Regions from separate parts of the Homo sapiens genome. Here region 1 is linked to region 2. Evidence: read pairs that join two places in POLR2A ChIA-PET (ENCODE). Cell type or tissue: GM12878. All regions are shown on one strand. Links, peaks and the distances in the headings refer to the core of each region. The heading gives the core; the rest is flanking DNA. Region 1 has its middle 69 kb from the start of KRAS. Region 2 overlaps IRAG2 (inositol 1,4,5-triphosphate receptor associated 2).

Evidence for each region. Peaks named below come from ENCODE experiments on the same cell type or tissue, not always from the same donor. Only the 100,000 strongest peaks of a DNase experiment are listed, where the experiment ranks them.
Region 1: POLR2A ChIA-PET joins it to region 2 with 6 read pairs; 3 of 35 experiments call an interaction of 5 or more read pairs at or near these places.

The regions. Positions count from the first base shown.
Region 1 is chr12:25,311,598-25,328,302 of GRCh38, forward strand. No RefSeq gene overlaps it. Among named protein-coding and RNA genes, the nearest start is that of KRAS, 69 kb to the left of the region's middle. In GM12878, for the core only: no CTCF peak of the experiment used is centred there; DNase peaks (open chromatin) are centred at 8,664, 9,014 and 9,354; H3K27ac peaks cover 1,796 bases.
Region 2 is chr12:25,058,198-25,074,902 of GRCh38, forward strand. It overlaps IRAG2 (inositol 1,4,5-triphosphate receptor associated 2), which reads left to right. Exons shown (of 22, transcript NM_001366544.2): 2 at 3,395-3,456; 3 at 4,623-4,703; 4 at 5,523-5,619; 5 at 8,168-8,315; 6 at 11,153-11,234. The coding sequence starts at 11,211. Among named protein-coding and RNA genes, the nearest start is that of IRAG2, 14 kb to the left of the region's middle. In GM12878, for the core only: no CTCF peak of the experiment used is centred there; no DNase peak of the experiment used is centred there; H3K4me3 peaks cover 201 bases.

The DNA.
Region 1 (16,705 bases), core at 5,592-13,591, 260 kb after region 2:
ATGTGGATGAACTTCCCTAGTGGGCAAAAACTGTGAAGATATTTGTATCTCATGTGAATGCTCACCAAAGGGTGACCTCAGCAGAGGAGGATTTAAATAATCAAGTGGATAGGGTGACTCATTCTGTAGACACCACTCAGCCTCTTTCCCCAGCCACCGTGTCATCCCTCAATGGACCCATGAACAAAGTGGCCATGGTGGCAGGGATGGAGGTTACACATGGGATCAGCAACATGAACTTCCACTCACCAAGGCTGACCTTGCTATGGCCACCGCTGAGTGCCCAATTTGCCAGCAGCAGAGACCAACACTGAGCCCTCAATATAGTACCATTCCTCAAGGTAATCAGCCAGCTACGTGGACTTCTTCCATCATGGAAAGGGCAGAGGTTTGTCTTCACCAGAATAGATACATACTCCAGATATGGGTTTGCCTACCCTGTATGTAATGCTTCTGCCAAGACTACCATCTGTGGACCCATGGAATGCCTTATGCACTATCATTGTATTCCACACAGCATTGCCTCTGACCAAGGCACTCACTTTACAGCTAAGGAAGTGGGCTCATGCTCATGGAATTCACTGGTCTTACCATGTTCCCCATCATCCTGAAGCAGCTGGATTGATAGAATGGTGGAATGGCCTTTTGAAGTCACAATTACAACGCCAACTAGGTGACAGTACTTTGCAGGGCTAGGTTTAAGTTCTCCAGAAGGCTATGTATGCCCTGAATCAGCATCCAATATGTGGTACTGTTTCTCCCATAGCCAGCCAGGATTCATGGGTCCAGGAATCAGGGGGTGGAAGTGGAAATGGCATCACTTACCATCACCCCTAGTGACCCACTAGCAAAATTTTTGCTTCCTGTTCCTGCAACATTGTGTTCTGCTAGTCTAGAGGTCTTAGTTCCAGAAGGAGGAATGCAACTACCAGGAGACACAATGATTCCATTAAACTGGAAGTTAAGATTGCCACCTGGACACTTTGGGCTCCTCCTATCCCTAAGTCAACAGGCTAAGAAGGGAGTTACAGTATTGGCTGTGGTGATTGGCCCAGATTACCACTATGAAGTCGGTCTACTATGGAGGTAAGGGAGTCCATGATGGAGGTAGGGAAGAGTATGTGTGGAATACAAGAGATCCCTTAGGGTGTCTCTTAGTATTACCATGCCCTGTGATTAAGGTCAATGGGAAACTACAACAACCCAAATCAGGCAGGACTACAAATGGCCCAGACCATTTAGGAATGAAGGTTTGGGCCACTCCATCAGGTAAAAAACTGTGACCCACTGAGGTGCTTCCTGAAGGCAAAAGGAATACAGAATGGGTGGTAGAAGAAGGTAGTCATCAATACTAGCTACAACCACATGACCAGTTGCAGAAAAGAGGACTGTAATTGTCATACGGATTTCCTCCTTATTTTGTTAGGAACATGTTTGTGCATGTATACACTTGTACTAAGAAAATATCTTCATTTTATTTTCTTTCTTTTTCCTTTATCATGTGACATAAGATTTCTTGACTTCATATCAGTATTTAAGTATTGTTAACTTTATGTAATAGCATTTAGATTAAGGATTAGTGTAATTCTGATTGTATGAAGGATAGCCCTATTATGTTAGGCATAACTATGACCTTATTATTGTCTTTATTTGAAAATTATGTATGATTGCAGGAGATGTGTATGGGTTCAAGTTGACAAGGGGTGGACTTGAGATGGTTAATATCGAGTATCAACTTGATTGGATCAAAGGATGCAAAGAGTTGTTCCTGGGTGTGTCTGTGAGGGTGTTTCCAAAGGAGATTAACATTTGAGTCAGTAGACTGGGAGAGACAGACCCACCCTCAATCTGGGTGGGCACCATCTAATCAGCTGCCAGTACAGCTAGAATAAAGCAGGCAGAAAAAGTTGGAAGGACTAGACTTGCTGTGTCTTTCAGTCTTCATCTTTCTCCTGTGCTGGACGCTTCCTGCCCTCGAACATCAGACTCCAGGTTCTTCAGCTTTTGGACTCTCGGACTTACACCAGTGATTTGCCAGGGGGCTCTCAGGCCTTTGACTACAGACTGAAGGCTGCCCTGTTGGCTTCCCTGCTTCTGAGGTTTTGGGACTCAGACTGGCTTTCTTGCTCCTCAGTTCACAGATGGCCTATTGTGGGACTTCACCTTGTGATCATATGAGTCAGTACTCCTTAATAAACTCCCCTTCATATGTACATTTGTCCTGTTTGTTCTGTCCCTCTAGAGAACCCTGACTAATACAACAAGGATGCCCACTTTTACCACTTCTATCCAACATAACACTGGAAGTCCTAGCCAGAATAATTAGACAACAGAAAGAAATAAAGGGCATCCAAATTGGTAATGAGGAAATCAAACTGTTGTTGTCTGCTGATGACATGATCATATACCTAGAAAACCCTGAAGACTCATCCAAAAAGCTCCTAGAGCTGGTAAATGAATCCATCAAAGTTTCAGGATACAAAATTAATGTACACAAATCAGCAGCTCTGCTATAGCTCTGTTAGAACAGTGAGCAAGCTGAGAATCAAATAAGAAACTGAACCCCTTTTACAATAGCTGCAAAAAAAAAAAAAAACCAAAAAAAAAACTTCGGAATATACTTAACCAAGGAGGCAAGGAGGTGAAAGACCTCTACAAGGAAATCTACAAAACACCACTGAAAGAAATCATAGATGATGTAAACAAATGGAAACACATCCCATGCTCATGGATGGGTAGAATCAATATGGTGAAAATGACCACACTGTCAAAAGCAATCTACAAATTCGATGCAATTCCCATCAAAATATCATCATCATTCTTCACAGAACTAGAAAAAAATCCTAAAATTCATATGAAATCAAAAAAGAGCCCACATAGCCAAAGCAAGACTAAGCAGAAAGAACAAATCTGGAGGCATTACATTACCCAACTTCAAACTATACTGTAAGGCCATAGTCACCAAAACTGGATGGTGCTGGTGTAAAAATAGGCACATAGACCAATGGAATAGTATAGAGAATCCAGAAATAAAGCCAAATATCTACAGTAAACTGATCTTTGTCAAAGCAAGCAAAAACATAAAGTGGGGAAAGGACATCCTATTCAACAAATGGTGCTTAGATAATTGGCAAGCCACATATAGAAGAATGAAACTGGATCCTCATCTCTCATCCTATACAAAAATCAACTCAAGATGGATCAAAAACTTAAATCTAAGACCTGAAACCATAAAATTTCTAGAAGATAGCATTGGAAAAATCCCTTCTAGATATTGGCTTAGGCAAAGACTTAATGAGTAAGAACCAAAAAGCAAATGCAACAAAAACAAAGATAAATAGATGGGACCTAATTAAACTAAAAAGCTTTCTGCACAGCAAAAGAAATAATCAGTAGAGCAGACAGACTACCCATAGAGTGAGAGAAAATCTCCTCAATCTATATATCCAACAAAGGACTAATATCCAGAATCTACAAGGAACTCAAATCAGCAAGAACAAAACAAACAATCCCATCAAAAAGTGGGCTAAGGACATGAATACACAATTCTCAAAACAAGATATACAAATGGCCAACAAACGTATGAAAAAATGCTCAACATCACTATTTATCAGGGAAATGGAAATCAATACCACAATGTGATACCACCTTACTCCTTAAAGAATATCCATAATCAAAAAATCAAAAAATAATAATAGATGTTGGCGTGGATGTGGTGAAAAAGGAACACTTTTATACTGTTGGTGGGAAAGTAAACTAGTACAACCACTATGGAAAACAGTGTGGAGATTCCTTAAAGAACTAAAAGTAGAACTACCATTTGATCCAGCAGTCCCCCTACTGGGTACCTACCCAGAGGAAAAGAGGTCATTATATGAAAAAGATACTTGCACATGCATGTTTATAGCAGAACAATTCACAATTGCAAAAATATGGAATCAGCCCAAATGCTCATCAATTAACAAGTGGATAAACAAAATGTGGTATATATGTATATACCATGAAATATTTCTCAGCCATAAAAAGGAACAAAATAATAGCATTTGCAGCAATCTGGATTGAATTGGTGACCATTATTCTGAGTGAATTAACTGAGGAATGGAAAGCCAAACATCATATGTTCTCACTCATAAGGGGGAGCTAAGCTATGAAGGCACAAAAGCATAAGAATGATACAAGTTTTTGGCCAGGCACAGTGGCTCAGGCCTGCAATCTCAGCACTTTGGGAAGCCGCGGTGGGAGGATCACTTGAGGTCAGGAGTTCGAGACGAGGCTGCCCAACATGGCAAAACCCTGTCTCTATTAAAAATACAAAAATTACCCAGCATGGTTGAGCAGGCCTGTAATCCCAGCTACTGAGGAGGCTGAGGCAAGAGAATTGCTCGAACCCAGAGGCAGAGGTTGCAGTGAGCCGAGATCATGACTGGGCGACAGAGAGAGGCTCTGTCTCAAAAAAAAAAAAATGATACAGAAGTTTCAGTGACTAGAGATTGCACCATTGCACTCCAGCCTGGGTGACAGAGCAAGAGCTTGTCTCAATAAAAAACAAAAAAACAAACAAACAAAACAAAAAAGAATGATACAATGGGCTTTGGGGACTCATGGCAAAGGGTGGAAAGGGAGTTAGGAATAAAAGATCACTTTGGGTATGGTGTATACTGCTTGCATGATGGGTGTATCAAAGTCTCAGAAATCACCACCAAAGAACTTATTCATGTAACCAAATACCACCTGTTCCCCCAAAACCTATTGAAACAAACAAACAAAAAGTGATTCCAAGTTAATTTCCACTCACAGATTTAACTCTGGCTGTATCTCCCTGGTTTGCGCTAAGTATACAAATGGCATCTAGAACTTGCAAAAGGGTTTGAAGGTTCCAGAGGACAAGCCCCAATCAAAGGATCCCCCTTGCTGTGAAAAGTATCTCTCATAATGTATTTTCCTCTGCAAAATACCTGTCATCTGAATCTGTAGTTCACATACTTTGTGTCAGTATTCTCTGCACCCGAGATGGCAAGAGGCTTTCCTGCCTGGAGTGCTATACCGTGAGGAGTGATAGATGGCATTCATGATGAGTAACAAAGAATCTCTACGATTGGACAGAAATTCCTGCAGCTGAGTCTGAATGGCCTTGTGTAGCCCAAGTGTCACGAATAGATTGTGCTCACCCTAAAAGCATTGTCTAGTTGGTGGGTTCTGGTATCGCCTCAGGTTCTTTGATCATTAGCCCATCTGGAACAAAGGCGCAAGATACCCAATCCCAGGGAGTTTTAGAAGAAAAAGCCCTTTTGGAAAATATTTTTTATGGCTTGGGTGTAGTGGCTCATGCCTGTAATCCCAGCACTTTGGGAGGCCAAGGTGGGCGGATCACGAGGTGAGGAGATCGAGACCATCCTGGCTAACATGGTGAAACCCTATCTCTACTAAAAATACAAAAAAAATTAGCCTGGCGTGGTGGCGGGCGCCTGTAGTCCCAGCTACTGGGTAGGCTGAGGCAGAAGAATGGCGTGAACCCGGGAGGCGGAGCTTACAGTGAGCTGAGATTGCGCTACTGCACTCCAGCCTGGGCAACAGAGTGAGACTCCATCTCAAAAAAAAAAAAAATTCTTTTTCTATATATCTGTGTGTTTAAAGAGTGCGAGAGGGTGTGCGTGTGTGTGTGTGTGTGTATGTGTGTGTGTGTCTAAAGTCTATTCATTCCCTAATCAAGACCTTGGAAGGTAAACTCAAGTAGTTCTTTTGTTTGACAAGGTCAACCAGAAGAAAGAGGAAAAACTGAAATTTTCTTATTAACACCTTCTCTTTTGGTAAACTTGCATTTTAAATGGAAAAGTTTTATATCACATGGCTAAGCTAAAAAGTTAAAAGAATTTATGAAGTTGCTACAAATATCCAAAAATATACACTATGAAAAGAAGCTCAAGAGGACAATAGTTTCTCTAAAAGCAAGGGGGGAAAAAAAAAAGCTCCTGACATGACTTTATAAAACACCACAACAAATATTTTAGGCATTCATGAGAACTAGTTCTGGAAGCCTGTGCAAAGAAAAGACATATTCTTTTCCAGCACCCACATAGTCGTAACTACCCTCCCGACAGTCTTCAGAGTTCACATAATTGGCCCCTAGATTTTCAAATGCTTTAGCCAAGTCCCTGGAGTAAAATATTTGCCATTTAAATGTGCGTTGCTTCCTTCAGTCATGTCAGTTTTCAAATGTCTTACTTCCTTCTTTGTCTAATATTTAATCTTGTTGCTCTATATGATCTATTTTTTTTCTCCTTTTAGAATGAACATATAGTTTCAGGGCAAAGAAGCGTTTCCAGGATTTAGAACATGTTATATTACTCAATTTGGGTTTAGTTTGTTGATAAATTTAAAATCTTCATGCTGATATATATGAAGTACAAGAAGGAAAATGTCTTTCTACACCTTGAAGATGAGAAGGAATTATTTTGGTATATCAAGTCTCCCTTCAGGTAACCAGCTAACATACATTTATTTATTTAGTTGGCCCAGGCTGGAGTGCAGCGGTATGATTACAGCTTACTGCAGCTTCAACCTCCCAGGCTCAAGCAATCATCCCACCTCAGCCTCCTGAGTTGCTAGGACTACAGGCACGTGCTACCACACCCAGATAATTTTTTATTTTTCAGTTTTTTGTAGAGACGTTGTCTCATTATGTTGCCAAGACTGACCTCAAACTCCTGGGCTCAAGTGATCCTCCCGCCTTGGCCTCCCAAAGTGCTGAGATTATAGGTATGAGACACTTTGCACAGCCCAGCTAATATTTAAAGTATTACGAATATTTCAATCAGACAATTTTTAAATCCCATACATATTTGCTAAATACCTATGTTGTACATTGCACAGGTAATAGAGGCTATGAAGATTAATAAGGCAGAATCCCTGTCCTGAAGAATTTACAGCCTCATGAACAAAGTAGGCATACGAGTCTAATTTCCTATTCTGCTGTGATAATTGAGTAGTATTGGATTATTGCTAAGCTGGCATGCTCCCATCCCCAAATCAACATTGTTTCATGGTATAAGAAAACCTCTCTGTTAAGTTATTGTGATTTCATTTTGCACATTAATTTAGATAAAGAAACAGAATTTCATAAAGATTATATTACATAAAGAAACAGAATTTCATAAAGATGATATTACATTCCTTTAAAACCATACAGCTAGTAAGAGTTAGAACCAAGACTCAATCTCAAATATTTGTTTAGTTACAACATATATCCATGTTATTTGTCTCTATATTAATATAAGCATTTTTATGTACAGGAAGGCACTGTAATGCAGGGGTTTATAATTCACTAACTATACTTTCTAAATTTTTAAATGTCTTTTCTTGAGAAAAAGAAATGACTTCATAAAGTAATTACACAAAGTTACCTAGTTGTTCTCCAGCTCCACTGAAGAGACAAGAAAGAAAGGTTGGAAAGTTTCGGTTAGAAATAAGACTTGAGGCCAGGTGCGGTGGCTCATGCCCGTAATCCCAGCACTTTGGGAGGTAGAGGTGGGCAGATCACCTGAGGTCAGAAGTTTGAGATCAGCCTGGCTAACATGGTGAAACCCATTTCTACTAAGAATACAAAAAAATTAGCTGGGCGCGGTGGCGCTCGCCAGTAATCCCAGGTACTCGGGAGACTGAGGCAGGAGAATCACTTGAACCCAGGAGGCAGAGGTTGCAGTGAGCCGAGATCACGCCATCGCACTCCAGCTTGGGCAACAAGAGCGAAATTCCATCTCAAAAAAAAAAGAAAGAAAGAAAGAAAGAAGACTTGGGCTATTAAACACTAAACTGGCTATTGGTGGTGGTTGTGCAATCTCTAAACGTATCTTAAAAACAAGACAAACTAATCTGCTCAGGGAAATTTTTTTTTTAAAGAACAGTGGAGTTTTATTGTATCATTGCCATTAATTTATTTTAATTACTATAAAGCATGTGTTAATATAGTCTCTGCTGATACTGAAATTTGTCTTTACTTCATCAAAAGTTGTCCCTAACCGTTAAAAAAGTGTTCAGGTTATAAATGGACAAGAAGCAACCAAGCTGACTTATTTCTTATTTTCTTAGTAGGTCAGTGTTGGGGACAGATTCTGGTTTAGGACTGATGAAACCACATCAATTCCTTTTTTATACCACTTCAAGGACTACACAAAAGAAAAGGTTTAGCTACATCTGACTTCTTCATGACACTGCAAATAAAGCAAGCCAGTACCTATTCCCTCTATGTCTTTATGAACTAATGCTACATACAAAATTCAAGACACAACTGTAATGATTTTTACTTAGGGAAAATTTTAAACATACTTTCTGCCTGAAGGGCAAAGACTAGGTCCAGTAATTTCAAAACCCCTATAATTATATGATTTAGGAGAAAATGCAGTGAAAACCTCTTTTTTTATCCCAAGTGGAAGAAAACATTGAATGTCTAGGTTGGTGGTCAATAGTGTACAGAATGAACTTTACTTTGTGTAAGCTTTTAAAATAGAGACATTTATCTCAAACTTTTTTTGTTGTTTGCTAAATTCTAGAGTTAGAGACTTGTGATCAATAGCCCAGACACTTCTCCATTGTACCAGCCAACTTTCCCCCTGAGGAAAACAACTTTAAACTTCAGAGACAAAAACGAGAAGTGCTCAGATGTGAAAGTTTCACTAGCATTTCTTATCATCAGACATGCATTCATCTAGCATGTATAGCAAACCTACTATATTTAGACACTATGCAGGATACCAGAAGGAATACAGAGGAGACGGCATAGCACTTGTAATTGAGCCAAGCACAGCAGTTTTATTGGGATAGGTTTGATTCACCAAATGGCAAAGAATCTGTGTGATGAATTTGCAGTTCTAATTAAAATTCCCCAGAGTCGGTTCTTTAAGTCTCAGCCCTAATTCATTTCCAGAAAGCCCTGTGGTTTTAAGGTGATTTATATTGCTTCTGCAAAGACTGTGGAGAAAGCTCTTGGCAATCACATGTCTTGTACAAATACAATTTACAGATCAAATCAGAGAAAAAGTACCGTAGCAACTCTGGGGGAAGAAACCATGAAATGTCCCAAACCCCATACCGTTCCTAACACACATAGGCACCTGATGTGTATTGACTAAATAAGAGTGCTATGTCAGATACTAGGAGGCCACAAAGGTTAGGAATGCATAATTCCTCCTCCCAGGAAGCTCTCACCTCATGGGGACAGGGTGAGACAGATGACTGTTAACCAGACAGACTTGCTTGTGTCAGATCCCTTAGCTCTCCCAACTTGGCCATCACAGAGGTCATGGGTACTGTGTTTAAAGGTGTCATGAGCCCCTGAACTTGGGCTCAGGAAATTCCCATCTGCTCATCTTGCAACTGTCAACCTTGAACTTCCTCACACATCAATGCATCTCATTCCTGACCTTTTTGGTCCTAATCGTTGGTGTCTAGCTTCACGGAGACTGGCAACCTCAGTTAAAACTACTTACGTTGGTGCTGCTCCGGACAAACTTTTAGGAAAGTCAGCATAGTGATAAGTGAAGCACAGACTCTTGACGATTTCAACTATCTGCGCTATATGTATTTGAAGCTTGGCTGTGCTATTTATAATGATTTTGGAAACCTGGCATAACTTTTTGTGTATGCTTCAGTTTCTTAATCTTCTGAATTACGATCCTAATAGTGCTTAACTCATAAGGTTGTTATAAGGATTAAATGAGTTAATATCTCCAAAGCACTTAGAAATGTTTCTGGCACATAGTTTTTATGTCAAGTAAAGGCTATTTCCTGTGGTTTCCTCTTGGTACCATTTTAATAAATGCAGACAATTGGCCCCATGGCCACATGGCCTAACCAGACACCACCAGTTGGCAAAGAGCATGAGTGATCAAAAGTAAGGAGCTAGGAAAGTAAAGAATGTCGAATTAAGGGTCCAGTCTGGCTAAAGCACTGGGCTCAGGGGACTGCATATGCAGCCGTGATTTTAAAAGGTTGACAAGGAACAGGTTGTGGAGAAACTTAAATACTAAGATGGGGAGCTTGTCATCTATTCTGTAAGCCATGTAGCATTGCAAGATAATAGTGCTCTAGAAGGAGTTCTAGCAGTAGTAACGAGGATGGACAGGAGGCTGGGAGATAAGCAAGAAAATATTTTTAGAAAAGTTGCAATCATCAGGCAAGTGGTAATGAGACGCAAAACTAAGGTGGTGACAATGTCAGTAATATCAAAAGAGAAAATGTTACAATAAAAGAGACTATTTGTAAGCAAAACTAAAAATGTATAAAAATTATTTGCCTGGCTGTGATACGTCAGGCACATAGAAGGTGCTTTGTGAACATTGTTTCATTTAACTGGTGCAATACCTGGGCTGAGTAAATATGGGTACCTGATTAATTCAGATGAAGAAACTCAGGGAGATCACGCAATTAACCTGAGGTCACAGTTCTGGAAAGTGGCACAACAGGGATTCAACCCAAGTCAGTCTGGTTTCAAAGTTTCATCTTTTTTTTCACCGTTTAAATTCATGTAGGGTATGAGAGAAAGGGAGAGGCTGAATGTGCTCCCAAATGCTCTTGGAGGCTGAAAATGTATTAGTTTAGATGAGAACATTTCAAAGATGAGATGCTTCATTTGGCTTTGAAATTTAAAATTTTAATTGTTTTGGAGATATGGCAGTTTAGCAGGCAACTGGAAATTCAGATGCTGAATTAGGAGAGAAGTCAGGACTGGAAACACGTATTTTGGAGTCATTTGCAGAAAGTTGAAAAAGTTGAGTAAATAAGCTTTCCAAAAAAGATCACCAAAGAGAGTAAGATAAAAAGAGGGTCAAGAAAGACTCTTTGTAGTATTTCATTTAATGAGTAGAAGTGAAGGAAAATCTGTGAGGTACAGTGAGGTTAAAGGTTCAGAGAGGGGAGTCTAAGACTTCAAGGAAGAGAATTCAACAGGAAGTAGGTGTCAGCAGTGTCAGATGCTGCCGAGATCAGAGAGGGTAAGAATAGAGAAAAGTCCAATGAATTTGTGTTTAGGGAGGCCACTGGGGACATTTAGGAGAACCATTTTTGTAGAGTGGGAGACCTAGATTTAAAGTGACCATTTTGTAATGAAGGTAGAAAAGCAGAGGGGACATTAAAATGGGGATGGGAAACACCCAGCATGTTTCCATTAATAGGTCAAGGAGAAATCAAGAAGAATCAAGAGTGATTGACACTTTGTAGAAGGATGACTGATGGAGGGCAAGGCCGTGGAGAAGGCTGGAGAGAATGAGAACAGGGCATAGATGAGGAGTTTTCCCTGGAGAGGGGGTTAGTCTCTTCCTCTTTAGCCATCTGAAGAAATTCAGGGTAGAGGCAGTAAAGGACATGTTGCCTGCTCTCTCTTTCCTTAAAAAAGTAGATGCAAATAATGATCTGCTAAAGTTGAAGGGCTTCGATGGGGTATTTGAGGGGCAGAAGAAGAGTGTAAACAATCCAGGGCTTTCTTTTTTACCTTTTACTACCATATTGTTAAATGACTCATTGCAGACACTGCATTTCCTTTGTCTTCCCTTTATTGGCTTGTGGGTTGTTTTTACTGGCATCAAGCGTGAGATATAGTATACTTCCAGCTCTTTAAAGTGTTCTCATTTTTTCCTGGAACTTAGGAAATATATTTACTATTTCATGTAAAAAGTGAGAATACCAAAAGAGGATACGATTGTCACAAAACAATAAGCAAGTTAATTAAATAAGATATGGCAACTCAGCATAAAAATACTGAAGTGATGAACCATAAATGAGATTTTTAAAAAATGAATTCCTTAAAATGATAGTTAAATCACTTAAGTAAGCTTTGTCTTAGATGGCCATCACATTTTCTAAGCATTATCCCAGAAAAATGAGAAGCATATTTTTACTTTCAAGCATTGTTCCTCATACTTCATTTGCCCTATTTCAAGATAAGAAGAAATATCTTTCATAATGTGAGTAACAATAAAACCACTACTGATGATAACGGTAATAGAAACATTCCCAGTTCTTCCAAATTGTAGGTCAGGGACTGAACTTCAAAGGAAAGACTCTGAAATTCATGCAGAATGGGATGAATTCCAGCCCACCCACTGCAAAATGCTTCCCTACTCATCTATTTTCCAGAGATATGCTTAGTGTCGTGGGCATGCTCAGGGATTTTCCTGGTCATGGAGAAATGGCTGGTGTGTAGCTGCTCTGGTTCAGTTCTCATAGCTCTCTGAGGGACACAGAAAAGGGCTGAATCCAGCAGCTGTCTTAGCTGAAAGCTAAGGGGAAAAAGTGAGAGGGGGATGGTGAGATCAAACTTTCATGTGTGGCCCATTTTTGATGTGGCTGAAAGAACTGGTTAGAACAACACTTTTCATCTTGAGGAGCTCAGATATTTTTGGCCTCCAGATAATTCTATATGTGGATGGGCATAGTAACTAGCACAAGATTAAAGAAAAGACGGAAGAGGCACTCAGTGATGTATTTAGTTTGTTTAGTAAAGGCAGAGGTTTAATCACACACTTGCATTTTCCCTCTTCAAAACTTTTTCCCTTGAGGAAGAGCCATGCACTGTTTTACTGTTTACTAGGTGACAGTAAATTCTGTAATATGCATAGTGTAACTCTATGTTAGACAGTTACATAAATTAACCCATTTAATATTATCAACAACCCTGAAAGGTATATTTTGTTGCCTCAGTTTTGGAAGTGGAGACACCAACTGTCTAGAAAATAAGCCAATTTCCCAAGACCATTCAGCTAGAAAACAGAGAAACTGAAATTTGAATACAGATTGTGTGGATACAAAGCCCATGCTCCACCAAAGGAAGCTTATCCATGGACTTCCCCTACCCCTACCCACACATATACTATAGCCCTCCACCCAGAGATAGTCTTATTTTTTCTCTTGATTAAAAAAATAATAATAATTCCAGGGCAGGGTGGCTGAAGCCTGTAATCCCAGCATTTTGGGAGGCCGAGGTGGGAGGATCACTTGAGGTCAGGAGTTCGTGACCAGCCTGGCCAACATAGTGAAACCCCGTTTCTACTAAAAATACAAAAATTAGCAGGGCATGGTGGTGTGCACCTATAATCCCAGCTACTTGGGAGGCTGAGGCAGGAGAATCACTTGAACCCAGGAGGCGGAGGTTGCAGTGAGCTGAAATTGTGCCACTGCACTCCAGCCTAGGTGACAGAGTGAGACTCCATCTCAAAAAACAATAATAATAATAATTCTAAATTTTAGGCTTAAAAAGTCCTGAAGAAGAGAGCTCTAAGATTTGACTTCTGAAAGGTAAGTTCCAATGTTACCAATGTTCACTCTGTTAAATTTTTATGAGACTCTAAACCACTTTTAAAAATGTAATAATGGTCTTTGAGCAAAATTGGAAAATACACATACATACATAATTTAGGATACACTGAAGTCTGGCTTCAGCCTCCGAATTCAGACAAAATTTACTGTTTGGTTTCAGTTTCAGACTTGACCTTGACTTTCGAAAGGCAGAATGGTTGAATGCCTACTCTATAATATAATGTCAGGAACACAAACAAGGTTTGTTATTCTGATTAACATTAATATCTGAATATTCACTTTCAAATATAAGTGATTATAATATTATATATAGTATAATATGAATACATAAGATTTCTATTATAATGCTCATCATGTAAGTATTCCAGATAGTACTTTGAGTAAAAATTCACTTGTGCGCTTTGTTCCAGTTTTGACAGTTGAAGTATAAATGCATTTTTACTATTCTGAGAGTAAAATGCTATAATAATTAATGATTATAAAGTTACTAATTTTATCTACCAAAAAAGTTCCTCAATTATTAACAGCTTTCAAATAGTTAAGTAGAACAGGATTGACAGTTACTATGAAAATAGATTTATAATCCCTTATCTGAATTCCTTGGGATCATATGTCCTTTGAAATGAAGAACTATTCAGATTTTAGGGAGGTAGTAGATTGCATGTACTATATTTATCAACCTTTCCAGGGGTCGGGGGGTTAGGAAACAAGTCGATGTAGCACATTACTATGTGGTAAAATGTGTGACCATTCCCACTAAGCCTCACATCAGATCACACAGATTCTGTGGCCAAATGAGTTATGAAAATATTTCCATTTCTCAGAGCTTTGGATGTTTAAATTGGACATAAAGGATTGTGGACATTTTAAGGGAGGCATTCCTAGACAACGTTAGGAAAAATAACAAATTATTTATAAATAAATGTTCATAAGCATAAAAATAATAACATAAGACAGAAATATCGAGATACTGTTAAAATTACATCATAATGCCAATCTTAAGAGTTGTTTTGTGATGTGAAATTTTTAACATTAAACAAAAATAAACTTTTAGGATTGCATTTAACTGTAGTCATTTAATTCCACATAGACCATTTTTCAGGAAAAAAAAGACCCTATTTGGGATTACTTTAAACCTTGCAGAATGAACTAAAATAATTCAGTGTTACCATCTATAAATTTCACAAAAATGAAAAGCTCTAAAATTATGTATAATAACACTCATGATAAAGATAAAGCATATGATAGCCAAAGAAAAACTAAAAAGAAAAAAAAAGATAAAGCACATGATGGAAAGAACAGAATCTTAGAGAAAGAGAAGTCACTCAAAACATACCTTGTACTCACTACTCAAAACTCCAAAGCAATAGCCTTTATAAGAGTGCTTTAAGATACTTTCTTAGGATTTTGAATCTATGGATTCAAAAAATATTTTAAAAGCTTGTTAAAATGATTGTTACAGATTGTAACCATGTAAAGATAAAGGATATTTTAGACTTACCCAAGCTGTGAGTCCTAGGTACAACATTTCTTCCAGAAAACATGTTACTGAAAATTATTTTCTGCTTTGCACAGAAAAGGTGAGTGTTGCTATTATATGTGCCACTTGAAAGGGGGCGTCTCTCCAGTAACACAAATGCAGGCGCTAAAACCATCTTAGCCAACTTTGCTAAGAAATGACTGTTCCTGAACTGTCATATCAAACTGAAAATTTGTCTAATTTTTAATAATATAATTGTAATCATAATACAGTTTTAAAAAATAACACTTCTGATTTATTTTTGTATCCCAGAAGTTGACTCTCTAATGGTGATAATAACATTCAGCTTTGCTGAATATTGATTTTAACACATGGCCACTTGGCCAAAATGTATATTTGGTACTACATATACGGCAATTTATATATATTTATCTTTATTTTATATACAGAATCATGATGCACTTACTGGCTAAACCATTCCTCTGTTCTTAGGTTGGTTATCTTGCTGCCCAACAACTGTCTTAAGTAGTCCAGTGGAAAACGTCTAATTTTCAGATTTGGGCTACAAAACTGTACAGTTACAGATTTTGACAGTATGTTACTAATGAAAATTAACTACTATTTATTGAACACCTATTAGGCGTCACACATTGATCAAGGTACCTTCAACAACAGTGAAAAAGTGGTTTTGGTGTTATTCCAGTTGTACAGATGAGTAAATTGAGACTCAGATTTAAATGTTAACTTAGAACTCAAGCCTTTTTTTAACTTCAATTTGAAGGTTATTTTCACTGTATCAAGTGTTTTTCAAAATTGAGTAAAGAGGGAGAGAGCCATGAAGACTCTAAATATTGACTTAAATTATTTTATTATATTATTTAAAATCACATACAAATATTAGGTGAGGGAAAACTCCTTAATTATTGTGGCTTTCATATGACAATAAAATCAAAGAAAATTAACAAATCAGAACCAAATTACAATATACCTCTACAACATTAATCTGATGACTGATGTTCTGCGGAAACTAAGCTGTCAACGTCGAATTAAATAGTAGAACAATGTGTTTGTGTTTTTGTCTACATGATTCCTTTGCTTTCTCACACGAGGAATCCCTTGACTCACTGCCATTGTCTGGGCATTTGAAATTCTTTTTAATGTTTATCATTTATTATCTTGTTCTGCCAACAATTTTAATAGTTTCCTGCAAAATAGAGTACATGAGAATAGTTTTTTGGCCAGGCACAGAGCCTCACACCTGTAATCTTAGCATTTTGAGAGGCCTAGGTGGGTGGATTGCTTAAGCTCAGGAGTTCAAGACCAGCCTGGGGAACATGGTGAAACCTCATCTCTACAAAAAAATACAAAAATTAGCCAGGTGTGGTGGCTCGCACCTGTAGTCCCAGCTACTCGGGAGACTGAGGTGGGAGGATCGTTTGATCCCAGGAAGCAGAGGTTGCAGTGAGCCAAGATCGTGCCACTGCACTCCAGCCTCGGTGACAGAGTGAGACCCTGTCTCCAAATAAATAAATAAATAAATAAATAAATAAATAAATAAATAAATGTATTAAAGAAAAAGAGAATAGTTTTTTAAAGTTTTAAAATTGTAACTATGCTAATGTTAATGAACTGCCATGAGAGGGACTGTATAAAACATAATATGTACACTCCAGACTCCTGCTCTAGCATAGAGTTGTCCACTACAGCACATTTTCTCTTGAGTTCAACAAGCCAGTAAATCATGCTCAATGTAATGATTCCATTTTCCTACCACTTTCCTCTATTCAAATCGCTGGGAACCTTTGCTTGCTTGTGCAACAAAGCATGATGTCATTTGGCTTGCTATTAACCTGCTCAGAAGCAGAAATGCAAACGAGGACACCAAAACCACGTGACACTACTCAGCTATAAGATAGTTAT
Region 2 (16,705 bases), core at 3,978-11,977:
TTTCACGCTCCCACCAGCAGTGTGGGTGGTTTTAGTGTTCCACATCTTCAGTATTTGGTAGTGTTAATCTTTGTCATTTTAGCCACTCTACTAAATGGGTATTTCATTGTGATTTTAATATATATTTTTCAGATGTAATGATGTTGGGACCTTTTTCTTGTGCTGATTGGCCATTGTATATCTTCTTTGTGAAGTGTCTAAGTCTTTCACCCATTTTAAAATTAAGTTTTCTGTCCTTTTATTCTTGGATATAAGTCCTTTGACAGATATGTGCTATGAATAGTTGATCTTAGTCTGGGGTTCTTTAATGAACCCTGATATTTTTAATATACAATTTTACAGAACATGAGGTTTTTTCCAGTATAGATAGTATTATACAAGCCCCGTACTCTATAAATGTCATCCATCATTGATAGCTAACATGATAACGGCTCTAATAATGTTATAATTTTCATTTTCAACAGGCAATTAATTGTGGGGCCTTTGCCTGAGACCTCATTGCTTAGTCATTTAGAAAGTTGCTTTATCTCAACTTTCTTCAGAGGCAATGTATCCAAGACACCTGGTCCCATCCTACATGGCAGATGGCAACAGCAGGGGATACAGTAGCCATTGTTTTACTTCCTTCTATATGAAGCATATATTTGTTCTAGAGGCATTACAGGTCCAACTCCAAACATGTAAAGCAGAATGCAAAGGTGAATGCAAATTGTGGTCATAAGCCAACTTGTTTTGCCATGTGGAAAATATGGAAATAGTTGCTATGCATTGCACAAAACATCTGTTGAAATAAGGCTTTCAATTTGAATGCTTCAAGATAGACTGTTTCTAAAACCCAAGATTGCCTGGTGAGCAAGCAGATGGGCAATTTAGACAATCTTATACTAGCTCATCATCGCTTCTGAAACACGGCTTCATTGGCAATTGTAAGATAGTATTCTGAATTTGTATTTTGGAGATACACGACCTTCAGAAACACACGATGGCCACTTCTTATTGCTTTGGTTGCTATTGTTTAGATGTAGATCAGAAGGAGCACAGGGCCTTCCTTCTTAATACAGTTAAGACAGAATTTTTTAAAAATTTCATCTTTACCAGGGTCCTAAGTATTAATAAGAAATAAATTTTAAATTACTTTTGTAGGTTAGAAATACTTATTTTTTTTTCCCCTGAGACAGAGTCTTGCTCTGTCACCCAGAGCTGGAGTGCAATGGCTTGATCTCGGCTCACTGCAACCTCCGCCTCCCGGGTTCAAGCAATTCTCCTGCCTCAGCCTCCTGAGTAGGTGGGACTACAGGTGTGTGCTACCATGCCTGGCTAATTTTTTTGTATTTTTAGTAGAGACAAGGTTTCACCATGTTGTTCAGGCTGGTCTCGAACTCCCGACCTCAGGTGACCCATCTGCCTCGGTCTCCCAAAATGCTGGGATTACAGGCATGAGCCACCGCACCCAGCCTAGAAATACTCTTTTAAAAATATGCTTTTCTTCCTATGTGAGGGAGATGTTTGAAAAACAAACATCTGTTTTGCTCCTAGTGGGCCTAGTAACACTATGTCAAGCTTGATTGAGAAGTAAGTTATTTTTACCAAAAAAAAGTCCTATAAAATAAAAAATTTACATAGGTAATTTTCTACATAATTGAAGCTTTTAGAGCCTTTTTCCTGAAAAAAATTAAAAATTAGATTATGTACTTCTTTTCATTAGCATTATGCTCATGACTCAGAATTTCTCCAGGCTATTAAGATATAAAACTGTTGGTTTATAAAATAAGAAGCACCAGATTTCTATGTATTTTGGATGCCAGAGTATCTGCTGTTAATAATTTTCCTGGCTGTTAGTGATTTTAAAAAAAAGTGGTAGCTATTAATATGCTTCCATCTAGCAGAGCTCCTTATATCCTTGTTTAAGTTTTGCTTTTAATCTTCTTTGGGCTGAGAAGGCAGTCAAACTGGTGAAAATTATGTATATACCCAGAGCCCACTGCTTGAGTTGAAGTGTGAGGTTTGCCACGTGAATAAAGGGCATAAATATCAGTATCTATTCTAGTTGTTCAAAAGATTTGGGTTTATTTTCTGGTTTTGGCTATGTTTCAGAGAGTAGGATTTGTCAAATAAATAATATGTTATTATGTACATCAAAGAGCTAGTTAAATATTAGGTACTTTTCCCCCATTTCCATTATTCCAGGCATAAGACCTTTAGAGATTTTACTTAAGCAGAAAAACAAATATTTTTAGTTTCACAGAATGATACCCTGAGTTAAGCTCTGTTCCATGAGTCTAATCTCAGCTCCATGATTTACCAGTTACCTTTTCAATCGTCTGCACATCAGTGTTCTCATGATCTGAGATCTACTTGTAGGATTCTGGGATCCTAGGGCTGTAATTTGAGGGCTCAAGCAGAGGCTTATTGGAGATAGGATTTCTTTATCAGTAGGAGGTCAGACTGAATGACCTCTAAAATGTATTTTCTTTTTTTTTTTTTTTTTTTTTTGAGAGGGAGTCTCGCCCTGGAGTGCAGTGGCATGATCTTGGCTCACTGCAACCTTCACCTCCCAGGTTCAAGTGATTCTCCTGCCTCAGCCTCCCAAGTAGCTAGGATTACAGGCATGCGCCACCACACCCAGCTAATTTTTGTATTTTTTTTTTTTAGTAGAGATGGGGTTTTGTCCTGTTGGCCAGGCTAGTCCCAAAGTACTGGCCTAAAATGATCCACCCACCTTGGTCTCTCAAAGAGCTGAAATTAGAGGTGTGAGCCACTGCACCAGGCCTAAGATGTATTCTTAGCTTAAGATTAGACAATTCTGTGACTCACTTCTAGAAGACAATTCACATGTATCTATCAAAGTAAAATTTAAATACCCAAGGGAGATAATGGCTTATCTGTTCTAGCCTGGTTTTCCATTTTTCCCGAGTCATAAGTTGAGAGTGCCATTCTCAGAAATCATTATTTTCCCTTTCCTTTTCTTGAGGCCCCAAATTTAAAGCCATTAAAAGTTTTTGAAGCAATGAAATGAATTAAAGGAGACAAGGTTAAATATGCTCATACTGGGCATAGTGGCTCATGCCTGTAATCCCAGCACTGTGGGAGGCCGGGGTGGGTGGATCACCTGAACTCAGGAGTTTGAGACCAGTCTAGACAACATGGTGAAACCCATCTCTACAAAAAATACCAAAACTAGCTGAGTGTGGGTGGCATGTGCCTGTAATTCCAGCTACTTGGGAGGTTGAAACAGGAGGATGGCTTCAGCCCAGGAGGCAGAGTTTGCAGTGAGGTGAGATCATGCCACTGCACTCCAATCTGGGCAATAGAACCAAATCCTGTCTTGAAATAAATTCATTAATTAATTAAATTAAAATGGTCATATTGAGCTGGTTATAAATTCTCTTTGTAGCAACAATTGAGTCACTTCAAAAGGAGTTCATTGAAGGGGAACACCATGGCTTGCTGTTTCAGGTAAAATATCTCTGATATGTGTTCAGTTACTGTGGAGGAAGTTGTTCAATTCATGTAAGGTTTTGAAGCTAATTTATAACAGACAATGACTTTAATCATTAAATTAAATAACCAGTTTAGAAGAAAATGTTTTGGTGGACTTTGTTCTCTTCTGCACTTAAAGTATTTAGCAAAATAAGAAAGGAGATCTTACATTAGTGAGTGGCTACTGATAATATCTTCTAGAGAGGAAGCATTTCAGAATTTTCTTTGCCCCACCACTATATCTATTAGCGAACAGCCAGTTTTTCAGTCTTGGGGACCTCCTTTCTGATAGTAAGGGCATATCATTCAATTTATAATATGCTGAAATTTTGAGTATTCTTGAATAGGCTTTGATGGTTACTGTCTCTTTTTTCTTTCTCATATTTGAATTAAACTTTCTATTTCTTTCTGTATGGGTCATCTCAAGATATCCCTGGTAAAGTGTATTTCCTTCCCTTGTGATACTTGGTGAATCTCCTTTTTGTTCAGAAATGAAGAACATAAGGGAACAGCAAGGCAGCAAGGTTGGCACTGGAGGAAGATGATGGAGGAGGAAAGAAAGAAGGGTGATATTTGCATGTATCTGTTTCTAGGGCATCATGCAGACACATCTGTTAAAGCAGGAAAAAAAAAACCATGTGGAAGATTAAGCTAGGCAGAGTGCCTGAAAAGCCCTCTGCAATAAGTTGAGCTGGAAAAACCTCCATATCTAAAGATGCTTTAATCATCTCAAGAACACCAACAACATTTTCTATTATAATATAACTATGATAGATGTGAATCTACCTCTTGGATTAAGGCAATAATTTTATAGCTATCAAATTTTCACAGACACCATTTTCACTACTCTGAGTTGCATCTCTAACAAGCTTCTTTAGCCTCTGCCTACAGATTTCAGTGACAAAGCCATTCAGTTTCTTGTTCCCGATCTTCAGATTTCATTCCTAGATCAAGTAATGGGGCAAATACAATGGGAGGTTTAAAATTACAAATGTGTTCCCTTGGAGTAGAATACAAAAAGAACTTGTCAATTTCACCCACTTTGGGTAGTGTCATATCTTCTATTAAGTCTAATGTGTTTGGGATCTTTGACTCTTTCATCATTCTGTCTTTGAATACACTCTACCATTTTCTCTTGACAGAGCTTTTTAGATGAGGAATTTCCTCACTATGATTCCCTGTCCTGCGCAGATGCAATTCAACAACCTCTTCAAGAAAAATTGGTAATTGCGAGCTTTTTGAAATTATTTAGGTAGTAATTGTGAATCAACAACTATCCTGTAATAGAAAGCTAAATCCAGTATGTATCAGTAGTCTTAGAACTGCATATATTGCTTTTATCAAGAGATTATCAAGTGAGGCAACAGATACGTGTTTTTGTAAATGTACACATACACACACACAAACCTAGTTGGTCCTTTGTCGCCCAGGCTGGAGTGCAGTGGTGCAATCTCAGCTCACTGCAACCTCCGCCTCCTGGGTTCAAGAGATTCTCCTGCCTCAGCCTCCGGAGTAGCTGGGATTACAGTCATACACCACCACGCCCGGCTAATTTTTGTATTTTTAGTAGAGATGGGGTTTCCCCATGTTGGCCAGGCTGGTGACCTGAAGTGATCCACCTACCTTGGCCTCCCAAAGTGCTGGGATTACAGGCATGAACCACCGCACCCGGCCTGTTTTACTTTTTTTAATTGCAGTATCACGAAGAATTATGTAACTAAGTTTATTCCTCACCTATACCTCTTTCCTCAAAGCCTTTGTTTACATCAAAGTGTCAATTATTTGGAGTTGATGATGTTAGCATTCTCCTAGATTACTAAATTGTGACTTTTAAATAAGAATCATAAGTTACTCATATGTATACCTTTTGATCAAACACTTGAAAGCTTTTTTACTTGACAGAATTTATTTTCTTCTTGATCTCTCTCACAGGGTCACTTGAGACTAGTGATATTCTTTCCACCTTTGAAATGGAGGTAGTAGATTATGAAATATATGTTACATTCCTTTAGATGGCTAATACTACTTGGTTTTCTGTTCAGAAGCAGTGTTGCCACAAACTATATGGTGGTCAAGAAGCAAGAATACATCAGACACCCCTGACCTTGAAACATACGTGCTGGTACACACCTCTGCTGGGTAAGCCCCCCTTCTATACCTGCTCAGACACAAGTAGGGGTAGAGTTCTATTTGAAAGGGAAAATAACTAGTTATTATTACATTTGTATAGGAAGAATTGTTGAATACGTGTATATTTACCCCTGAATTCAGTCAATCAATATATATTTGAGTACCTGCTCTGTGCAAGGCAACATATTATGCATGATAAAGAATAAGTCCTGGCCAGGCACGGGGGCTCATGCCTATAATCCCAGCACCTTGGGAGGCCACAGCAGGTGGGTTGCTTGAGCCCAGGAATTCGAGACCAGCCCGGGCAACATCTCTAAAACAAACAAACAAAAAAGAATAAGTCCTAAAGTAGCTCACAGACTAGCAAGGAGACAAGACCTGGACTCAGAGAAGTCAAAGATGATTCCATGGAAGAGGTTAGAGTTGAACTGGCCTTGAAAGATTAGTTGGCTTTGGAAAAGCAAAAAACATCAAAAAAGTATTCTAATGGGTGAGAGTAACATGAGCAAACAAAACAAAAAAAATAAGAAGAGAAGTAAGAATCAAAAGCCTTAAGTGTTTGAAAAAGAGCCAAAGGTAGGCAAGTCATTTTGAAAATGAAAGGTTTTGGGTTGAGATACAGTAGAAGAGACATTTGGAGAAGGAAAATTGGGTTGTGGGTCAAATTTATACTCAATGCCAAGAGAAAGAGCTTTATTCCAAGAAGTGGTCAAAGTAGTGACACCTCTCAGGATAACATGGATGCAGTTAAAAGCTAAAATTAACGTCTAGTTCTGAAATGACAAAAAGAAATGATTATCAAAGTAAATTTAAGAAGGAATAAAGAGAAAAAGTAGAGTGATTTGTGGATCATTTAAATTTGAGAAGGAAAAACTACTAATACTAATGGAGTGTCTATTTTGTGTCAGGCAGTATAAATTAGTGCTTTTTAGAGATTACTTGCAATAACTCAGTAACAATAACCACCACCAACAGTGGGAGTACTTAAACAGTGCTTGCTGGCCAGGTGCAGTGGCTCAAGCCTGTAATTCCTGCACTTTGGGAGGCCGAGGTGGGCGGATTGCTTGAGGTCAGGAGTTGGAGACCAGCCTGGCCAATATGGTGAAACCTCGTCTCTACTAAAAATACAAAAATTAGCTGGGCATGGTGGTGCACACCTGTAGTCCCAGCTACTCAGGAGGCTGAGGCAGGAGAGTCACTTGAACCCAGGAATTGGAGGTTGCAGTGAGCCGAGATTGTACCATCACATTCCAGCCTGGGTGTCGCAGTGAGACTCAGTCTCAAAAAAAAAAAAGAGAGAGAGAAAGAATGCTTGCTATGTGCCAGACACAGTTCTATGCTCTTAACATATCTATTAACTCATTTAATCCTCAACACATCCCTGTGAGGTAGATGTTAATATAATTACCATTCAAAAGATAAGGAAACAGAGGAACATTGAGTTAATAATTTGCCCAAGGTCATCTGTCACTTTATACATAAGCAAACTGAGGCTCAGAGTGGCTTAGTTATTTATTCAAGATCACACAACTGGTATGTGGCAGAGCCAGGATCTGAACCAAAAATTTCTGATTGACCCTAAACCCTATGTTTTTTCTATTAAACTCTGCTGCTTCCTATACTCAGAAACACACATAACAAGATGGTTTTCCCTAATAAATGATTTGTGATCTCAACCTATTTCCCCTACCATTCTTTGATGGGTTCTAATTACCATGTCTAATGCTTTTCTCTTCTGGAGGCTGCAAAATTGTTCTGTAAAAGACCCGATAGTAAATATTTTAGTTTCTGCTGTAACTACTCAACTTTACTGTTGCATCACACAAACAGCCATGGACAATGTGTGAACAAATGGGTGCAGCCGTGTTCCAGTAAAACTTTATTTATTTTTTGAGACAGGGTCTCACTTTGTCATTTAGTGGCACGAACACGGCTCACTGCAGCCTCAACCTCTTGGGCTCAAATGATTCTCCTGCCTTAGCCCCCCAAGTAGCTGGGACTACAGGCACATGCCATCACACCCAGTTAATTTTTGTCATTTTTGTAGAGATGGGGGTTTGCCATGTTGCCCAGGCTGGTCTCAAACTCCTGAGCTCAAGCAATCAACCTGCCTCGGACTCCTAAAGTGCTGGGATTACAGGCGTGAGCCACCACATCTGGCTACAGTGAAACTTTACAAAAACAGGCAGCTGGCTGGATTTTCACCCGCTGGCTGTAGATTGTTAACCTCTCTAGTTGCTTAGTGGGCAGGGGTTTTCTGACCTCTCCCACACTTAAAAAAACTTTTTTGAAATTATTATTTTGTAAATATTATTATTAGAACTAAAATTATTTTATATATATTAATATTACTATCATTCCCAAATGCTTTGTTAAAATTAAGCATTTGACGTTTTTACCCTCTGTGATTAGGCATCAAGGGAGTTTATGTTAAAATGTGAATAGAAGCGGGTTAACTTTCACTTTTTCAGTCTCTCAAGAAGGAAAGACTTTATGCTTCAATATAGTTTGAACCAGAAATTGGTCTCTATTTTTATTTTTTTCTGTTCTACTGCAGATGCCTTATCTCTGGATAGTTTTACAGCAGTTCCAACCCTGGAATCAACACCTTTCTCAGGTGTAGCCAACCAAATCCACACTCTGTGTGAAAGGCCCACATATGGAGAAGTAAAGGATGGTGCTTTGGATGTAAAAAGACAACACAAGTAGGTTAAGAGCAAAATTTACTTACTCTACTCCTCATGGGTGGCCCATTCCCATTGCCTAACATTTTAATTGGTCAGATTTTCATAACGTGAGATCACATCTTTATTGTCGAACTTCTCTAACTTCCTGAAAATTTACAATTTCTTTCTTTCTTTTTTTTTTTTTTTGAGATGGAATCTCGCTCTCTTGCCCACACTGGAGTGCAGTGATGTGATCTCGGCTGCCTCCCGAGGTCAAGCAATTCTCATGCCTCAGCCTTCCAAGTAGCTGGGACTACAGACGCATGCCACCATGCCCAGCTAGTTTTTGTATTTTTAGTAGAGATGGGGTTTTGCCACGTTGGCCAGGCTGGTCTCGAACTCTTGGCCTCAAGTGATCTGCCCTCCTCGGCCTCCCAAAGTGCTGGGATTACAGGTGTGAGCCACCACGCCCAGCCGAAAATTTACAATTTTGAGATAAAGTTATTGCTGTAGTTTTCTTGAAGTGTAGTTTTCTTGCTTTTCTTGAATTTCATAATACCACTCTAAAGCTTAAAAGACAAATTAGACTACCTAAAATGTTTCCACTTTTTAGGACTATACCGTAGACTGCTAAGTTAACATAGGTAGATTTTGATCATAATTCTCTTTCTTTCACATTCAAAGTTAACACATCTTTGGGAACCTGTCCTTGTCCCTGCACCCTACCCTCTTCCTCTTTAAGTACACAGACTAATCTTCTAATCTAAAGGAAAAACACACTCACCAATGGAGTGTTTTTTCCTACTGTAGTCTCAATACCACACTTCTGATACCAGATGTGTGGGGGTTTTTTTCCCCACACTCCAAGCAATTTTCCACACACCAATCACTTCTCCAGCCGACATGAAATGGGCGTCCAGTAATTCAGTTCAATTCCAACGTTATCTACCTGGAAATAGCATCCGATTCCACAGGTTAAGGGCTCAGTTCCACAAGGCTGGTCCCTGCTTGAGATGCCCCTTGCAGGTTCCAGACTGTGACCTGTGCTTCTGACCAACTCTCTATAAATTGGGGGTTGCCAAGATCCCCTTCTTGGGTTCAAATAATTTGCTAGAGTAGCTCACAGAACTCGGGGAAACACTTTCCTTACATTTATCCACTTACTACAAAGTTTATTTTATTCATTTATTTATTTATTTAAATTTATTTTTTTGGAGGCAGGATCTCACTCTGTCACCCAGGCTAGAGTACAATAGTAATTTGGGCTCACTGAAACCTTGACTTCCTGGGCTCAGGTGATTGTCTCACCTCAGCCTTCTGAGTAGCTGAGACCACAGGTGCCTGCCACCACACCCCGCTAATTTTTGTTTTTTTGTTTGTTTTTTGAGACAGAGTCTCACTCTGTTGCCCAGGCTGGAGTGCAGTGGCATGATCTCGGCTCACTGCAACCTCTGCCTCCCGGGTTCAAGCAATCCTCCTGCCTCAGTCTCCCAAGTAGCTGGGATTACAGGCCCTTGCCACCATGCCCAGCTGATTTTTGAATTTTTAGTAGAGACAAGGTTTCGCCATGTTTGCCAGGCTGGTCTTGAACTCCTGACCTCAGGTGATCCACCCACCTCAGCCTCCCAAAGTGCTGGGATTACAGGTGTGAGCCACAGCACTTGACCTTGTATTTTTCACAGAGACAAGGTTTCTCCATGTTGCCCAGGCTGGTCTTGAACTCCTGGACTCAAGTGATCCTCCCATCTCAGCCGCCCAACATGCTGGGATTACAGGTGTGAGCCACTGTGCCAGGTGACAAAGTCTATTTTAAAGGATACAAATGAACAGCCAGATGAAGAGATACATCGGAAAGGTTTGGAAATGTCTCGAGCACAGGAGGGTCTGTCTTTGTGGAGTTGGGGTGTGCCATCTTCCCAGCACATGGCTATGTTTTAGTTCACCAAATCAGAAGCTTTCCAAGTGCTGTCCTTTCAGGTTTTTATGGAGGCTTTACTAGGCACGATTGATTAAATCATTGGCCATTGGTGATCACCTCAGCCCCCTCCCCTCCCAGGAGCTTGGCAGGGTGGAGTTGAAAGTTCCAACGCTCAAACCACAGATTGGTTCCCCTGGCAACCAGCCCCTCATCCTGAGGCTATCCAGAAGCCCACCAAGAGATACCGCGTTAGAACAGAAGATGCTCGTAATACTCAGGAAATTTCAAGAGATTCAGGAGCTTCGCGTCAAACACTCCTATCACTCGGGAAATTACAAGGTCTTAGACACTCCGTATCAGGAACCAGGATCAGAGACCAAATATTAGAGTAAAGATTCCCCTAGCACCTCTGTCTACAAGGATTTTAGGAGGTCTGTCTCAGGAACTGGGGGCATTGATCACAATATCAACGACATCCTCCTAAGTTAACTTAGACAGGTTTTGATCCTATTTCTGTTTCTTTCACACTCAAGGTTAACAAGCCTTTGGGAACCTATACCTGTCCCTGCCCTCATCCTCCTTCGGTGCTCATTTGCACCTGCCTTTTTAAGTATACAGACTCATCTTCCTTAGGAAACATTAAAAAATGTCAGTGCATTTTGTGAGGGCCTAATCTACCTCAATAAAATTTCCCTTCTATATTGAGGGTGAGGAAGGATGGCTTTGAATTGCAAATGCTTCATTTTCATTTTTGACTGGATTCTCTGTTGTTTGTAACCTCTCTCTGATGGAGGTGGGAACTCTCTTTCATTATGTGTTACTTAAACCATGAACTTAATTAGAAATTTGATAAAATTAGGACTGGGCGTAGGGGAGTGAGAACCATGTTATAGTTTAGTATCTGCTAAGATTTGCAGTTTTTTCACCTGTAGTAAATAACTCTACTTCCTACTGCCAGGTGCCCAGGCCCCACAAGTGGCCCCAGCCCAGGAACGAATCTCTCAGGCTGCATCAGGATGAATGATGACCCAAGTATGGAAGTGAGTGTTGGACTGGATTTTGGTTTCATTTTCAGTATTACCATATCCTGTTCTTCTTCTATGGGTATTCTTTTTCCCTGTCTTTTTTATTTTTTAAGTATTATGGATATTCTTGTAGCAAGTCTGAGTCTGCTATTCCAAAACTCAGATGCATGAGAAATAGCAACCTTTGAAGTCAAGAAATTAAAATTATTTAATATGAGGGCTTTCTACCCTGTGTTTAGTATGCACTGTGGGTTATAGAACCAAAAAGAGATTTCAATGAAGTGAGCTAAACTTTTTGTTTGAGAGGCAGGCTGGTTTGGGACTTAAATTCACGAATGACTGTAAGAAGCCTCAGATCCCATTGATTCTCCAAGAATTGAGGTCGAGGCTGGATAATCTTTGAGGGGCTGGTACCCTTTGTCAAAGACCACAAAGCACGGCCATGCCCATGGAGAGTAGTAAGGTATTAATTGGCAAAGTTAGGTGCTAATGCCACTTTTCTACCCAAGAAGAGAATAATGCTAAATGACCTGAGAAGGTCACTTAGGTCACTGTCTCTATCATTGAGATGTGGTTGGAATGCCTTCCACAGTCTGCACCCTGAGCCTCGTGATCTTCTCAATCAAACAGAGCAGGCAGTTCTGTTTCAGGATCTGGCAGTCCATCATTCTTCTTTCTTTTACATTTTAATTGAGATATAATTCACCCACCAGACAATTCATTAATTTAAATTATTCACTTAAATGACTTTCAGTATATTCACAGAGTTGTACAACCATCACCACAATCGGTCTTAGAATACTTTGATCACCCCAGAAATAAACTGCGTACCCATTGGTAGTCTCTCCCTATTTCCTCCTGTCCCCAACCCCCAGCTGGAGGCAACCACTAATCTACTTTCTGTCCTATAGATTTGCCTATTCTGGACATCTCATATAAATGGATTCATACAATATATGGCCTTCTGTGCCCAGCTTCTTTCAGTTAAGGTTCTCAAGGTTCTCAGCATAAGGTTCTCAAGATTCATCCATGTCATAGCATGATATCAGTACTTCATTCATTTTTATGGCTCAATAATATTCCACTGTATAGATACACACCACATTTTGTTTTTCCATTCATCAGCTGATGGGCATTTGAGTTGTTTTTACTTTTTGGCTATTGCAAGTGATGCTATTATGAGCATCAGTGTATTGGTTTTTGTGTAAACATGTTTTTAATTCTTTTGGGTGTATTCCTGTGGCAGAGTTACTGCATCATATGGTAACTCTATGTTTAATGTTTTTGAGGAACTGCAAAACAGACTTCGAGGGTGGCTATATCCTTTTACATTTCCAACAGCAATGTATGAAGATTCCGGTTTCTCTGTATCCTCATTAAATATTTGCCTATTTTTTATTAAAGCCATCTTTGTGGGTGCAAAGTGATACCTCACTGTATTTTTGATTTGCATTTCTCTCATGATTAATAATGAACATCTTTTCATGTGTTTGTTGGCCATTTGTATAACTTCTTTGGAGACAAGTCTACTCAGATCCTTTGCTCATTTTAAAGATGGGATTATATTTCTTTTCACTATTGAATTGTACAAGTTGTTGTTATTCTTCCTGTTGAGTGGGTATATGGCATTGTTTTTGTTCATAAATACCTGTCTGAGCAGCTAAGAAAAAGGAAATGAATCTATTTTGCTCTTACCTAGAGGCCAAGGTGGGCGGATCACTTGAGGTCAGGAGCTCAAGAACAACCTGGCCAATATGGTGAAACCCCATCTTTACTAAAAATACAAAAATTAGGTGGCGGGCACCTATACTCCCAGCTACTTGGAAGGCTGAGGCAGGAGAATTGCTTGAGCCCAGGAGGCAGAGGTTGCAGTGAGCCGAGATTGCGCCACTGCACTCCAGCCTGGGTAACAGGAAAAGACTCCATCTCAAAAAATAAAAATAAAAATAAATTGAAAATTTTTAAAAATATATCTTGCTCTTACCTAGCAATTCTTATAAAGTTTTAGTAAAGGAAGTTGAACTTGGAAGCTTACAGGATGTTTGGTTATTAGTAATTTCCCTTTTATCTGGCACCGAGTTTACCAAGAAGAAGGAAGAAACAAATATCAGTTGTGTGCCAGGAACTTTGTACAAAAGCATTCCCACATGCCATGTGATTAATCTGCTCCACACTTCTCTGCTTTTTACAAAGGAGGCAACTGAAGTTGAGGGAGTTAAATAACTTGCCCATGATCACTCAATTAATAAATAACAAACCTGGGATTAAAATTCAGATTTGTCCAGCTTCAAAGGATACAGGCCTTTGTCATGGCTACTCTTAGTACACTGAATTTAGACATTTTAATCATAATTACTTAGCATTACCTTGAAAGTATTTTTTTTTTTTTTTGGCTAAGAAATGTACTGCCTTTTATATCTAAAAGGACCTCCATATTGACTCTTATTAGGATATGTGACTGCGTGGTTTTGTCTGTGCTTCACACCCATTAAGAAATAGGAGCTGGGCTGGGCGCAGTGGCACACGCCTGTAATCCCAGCACTTTGGGAGACCGAGGCAGGTGGATCACCTGAGGTCAGGAGTTTGAGACCAGCCTGGCCAATGTAGTGAAACCCAATTTCTACTAAAAAATACAAAAATTAGCCAGGCATGGTGGCAGGCGCCTGTAAAACCAGCTCCTTGGGAGGCTGAGGCAGGAGAATCACTTGAATCCGGAAGGAGGAGGTTGAGTGAGCCGAGATCGTGCCATTGTTCTCCAGCTTGGGCGACAAGAGCGAAACTCCATCTCAAAAGAAAAAAAAAGAAAGAAAAAGAAAAAAAAGAAATAGGTGCTAACAGACATCACAATCGAGCCTCCAGTCACATGCTCCTGTAAGTTCCCTGAAGATTTTCTTGTGTCTTCTGTAGTTTGCAACAGCCCAGGAATTAGTCTGTTGGCTGCACCTTCTGACTGATCCCACCAATTCTCAACCTTCCCATTCCAGGTTTCTGCTCCACTGGAGAATCTCAACAGCCTGGTAACTGTACTCTCTGCCTCTGACCCTTGTCCCTTGAGCAACTCCCCACCTACCATCATTTTATACTCACATTATCTCTTAAGAAAATAGAAAGCTCTCCTTAGAAAACGCTTTTCTAAGCATTGTCATTGGTAATAATTACAGGGAATTAGAGTAAAATATAAGATATAAATTATTTTAAAAACATAATATATGTTTATCATCCCAGTGGACACCCCAGACGATGGGTGTTTTCTTAACTCCTTGTCTCTAAATGATGGATTCTGTCAATCTCTACAGCCTTATAACAAACAACTTGACCTGGTATTGGAGTCCCTCTCTAAACTGGTTGCAGTCTACCTTTTTACCTTTATTTCCCCATTGTTGTGTATGGTTGTGCCTGTACGTCAGCCAAACCAGGTAGCCTATATTGTCAGAATATATCACGCAAACGTGTTTGTGCTGTTTTCTTTGCCCAGAACAATGTATGCTTTTCCATTTATCAAAATTCTATTAGACTGTCAAGCCCCATTTCAAAAACCAATAAAAACTTTTTTTGTGGTAGCATAAAATGTTGACATTCAAGCATCTCCAGTCCTTCTTGAGGTGGAAATCATAATGGATTAAGAGTGGGGAGATGAGGTTTTTCTGTGGGTTGGCCTCTGTGTGAGTCTGGGAAAGTCGTGTTTTCAGGCCTGTTTCCTCATTTCTCAATGATCCAACTCAGAAAAAAACTAAGCTCACTTCCTTCTTTAAGACCCTTGTAATTCTCTGTGCCCCACATTTCTTGTCATCTGTATGCTGGTTTGCATTGTAGTTATTTATTTTCTTATATTTATTTGTGTATTAGGTGATAAAATTGCTGGACAGTACCTTTATTTGGCCATTAACCAATGCGCATGTAGCACCCTGCATAGGATTATATACAGTAGCTGCCCAATAATATTTGTTGAATGCCTATTTATTTAGGTTGTACTCACTACAACGTCTGTTTAAAACACTGAGAGTGAGCACTCAATTAGCTTACTGCTTTCTGACTCATTTCTTGGGCTGGTGCTCCTAAGAACTTGAGATTTACTTTCTGTTCCTTCCCCATATTCACAGAGGAAGCTGTCTTCTAATATCTTTCCCAGAAGGCACAGTGCAATATAAAAGTGAACATCATTATTCATAAGCAGGTCTTTGGGAGAGCAAAGAACGCTAACAAGGTTAATGTCTCAAAAAGAACATCTCAAAGTAAAATAATTTGGAGCCCTGTTTGGGACATTCTTGAGGAAGAAAGAACTTCTTTATTCACCCAATAAATTAGTTTATTTGGGATATTCTGGTGTAGTTAGGAAAGAAGGAAACAAATTATTTCCAGTCCTTATCTTTTGGAGATTCATTCTGAAATATTTACGGATAAAAATGTTATGATGTCTGCCATTTGCTTCAAAACAAGGTTTAGAGGGTGAGAGTTTGAAACAAGATTGGCCATAGGTTGGTAATTGTTGAATCTGCATGACGGATATACCAGGATTCATTAGATTCTTTGTTTTGTCTACTTTTGTATTTATCTGAAATTTTTCCTAGTAATGCTCTAGAATCTTTAGCCACATAGCATAGGCTGTAGAATGAAGCACATCTAGATTGAAGACTGGCTTTATTACTTATTAGCTGTGTGAACTTGGACACATGACCTAACCTGTCTGAATTTGCTGTGTCCCCTGTGAAATAGACATTGATTTTCATAGTTCTTTTGAGGATTCAAATAAACACACACAAATACTTTACATATATACATATATTTCCACATATCTGTATCACTGAGTTCTGGCCTAACCTGTCCATGGAAACAAACCAACTAGGTCATATGTAGAGGCAAGACACTGCCTCTCAATGCCTTGTTTCCCCACTTGCTGATGACTAAGAAGGCCTTTCCTTTCATGGAGTCATTTCCCAACATTTCCAGTGAGTTCCAGAGGTGAATACCAAATATATCCCCATGTTCTTCAGGCCTCACCGACTAGTGGCTTCCATGCAGACTTTTAACCTCTCGAGAAATTGTGGGGCCAAGAAGTTGGTTTCACGACTCATGTCTCTGCAGTTCTTTTGGTTTGTTGTCCACACTGTCCTATGACAACAAAGTTGATTCTTCCTTCTATCTTACTTCAGTCTCAACTCTGACCCCACCAAGATACTCTGTAACATACGCAAAATACCTGAATCATAGTAAAACCTCAAAAAGAAAATTAGCTGGTCATATTTCCCAGAATCAGAATTATCAGCAGCATGAAGGCCAGAGTATATCTTGAAACAAGCCAATGATTTGGAGATGAATTTCTCTGTTTTTCTTTTGGCTGTTAAAAAAATTACATATACCAAATATTAAGTGTCTTGTCTCTCTTTGCGTTATCCTTCATGTTATTACATGCTTTTGTCTAAGATGTACTATCACTGGGAGGCGGTGATTTATTAAGGCCAAGAACAGGATCAATTTAAAAATATCTC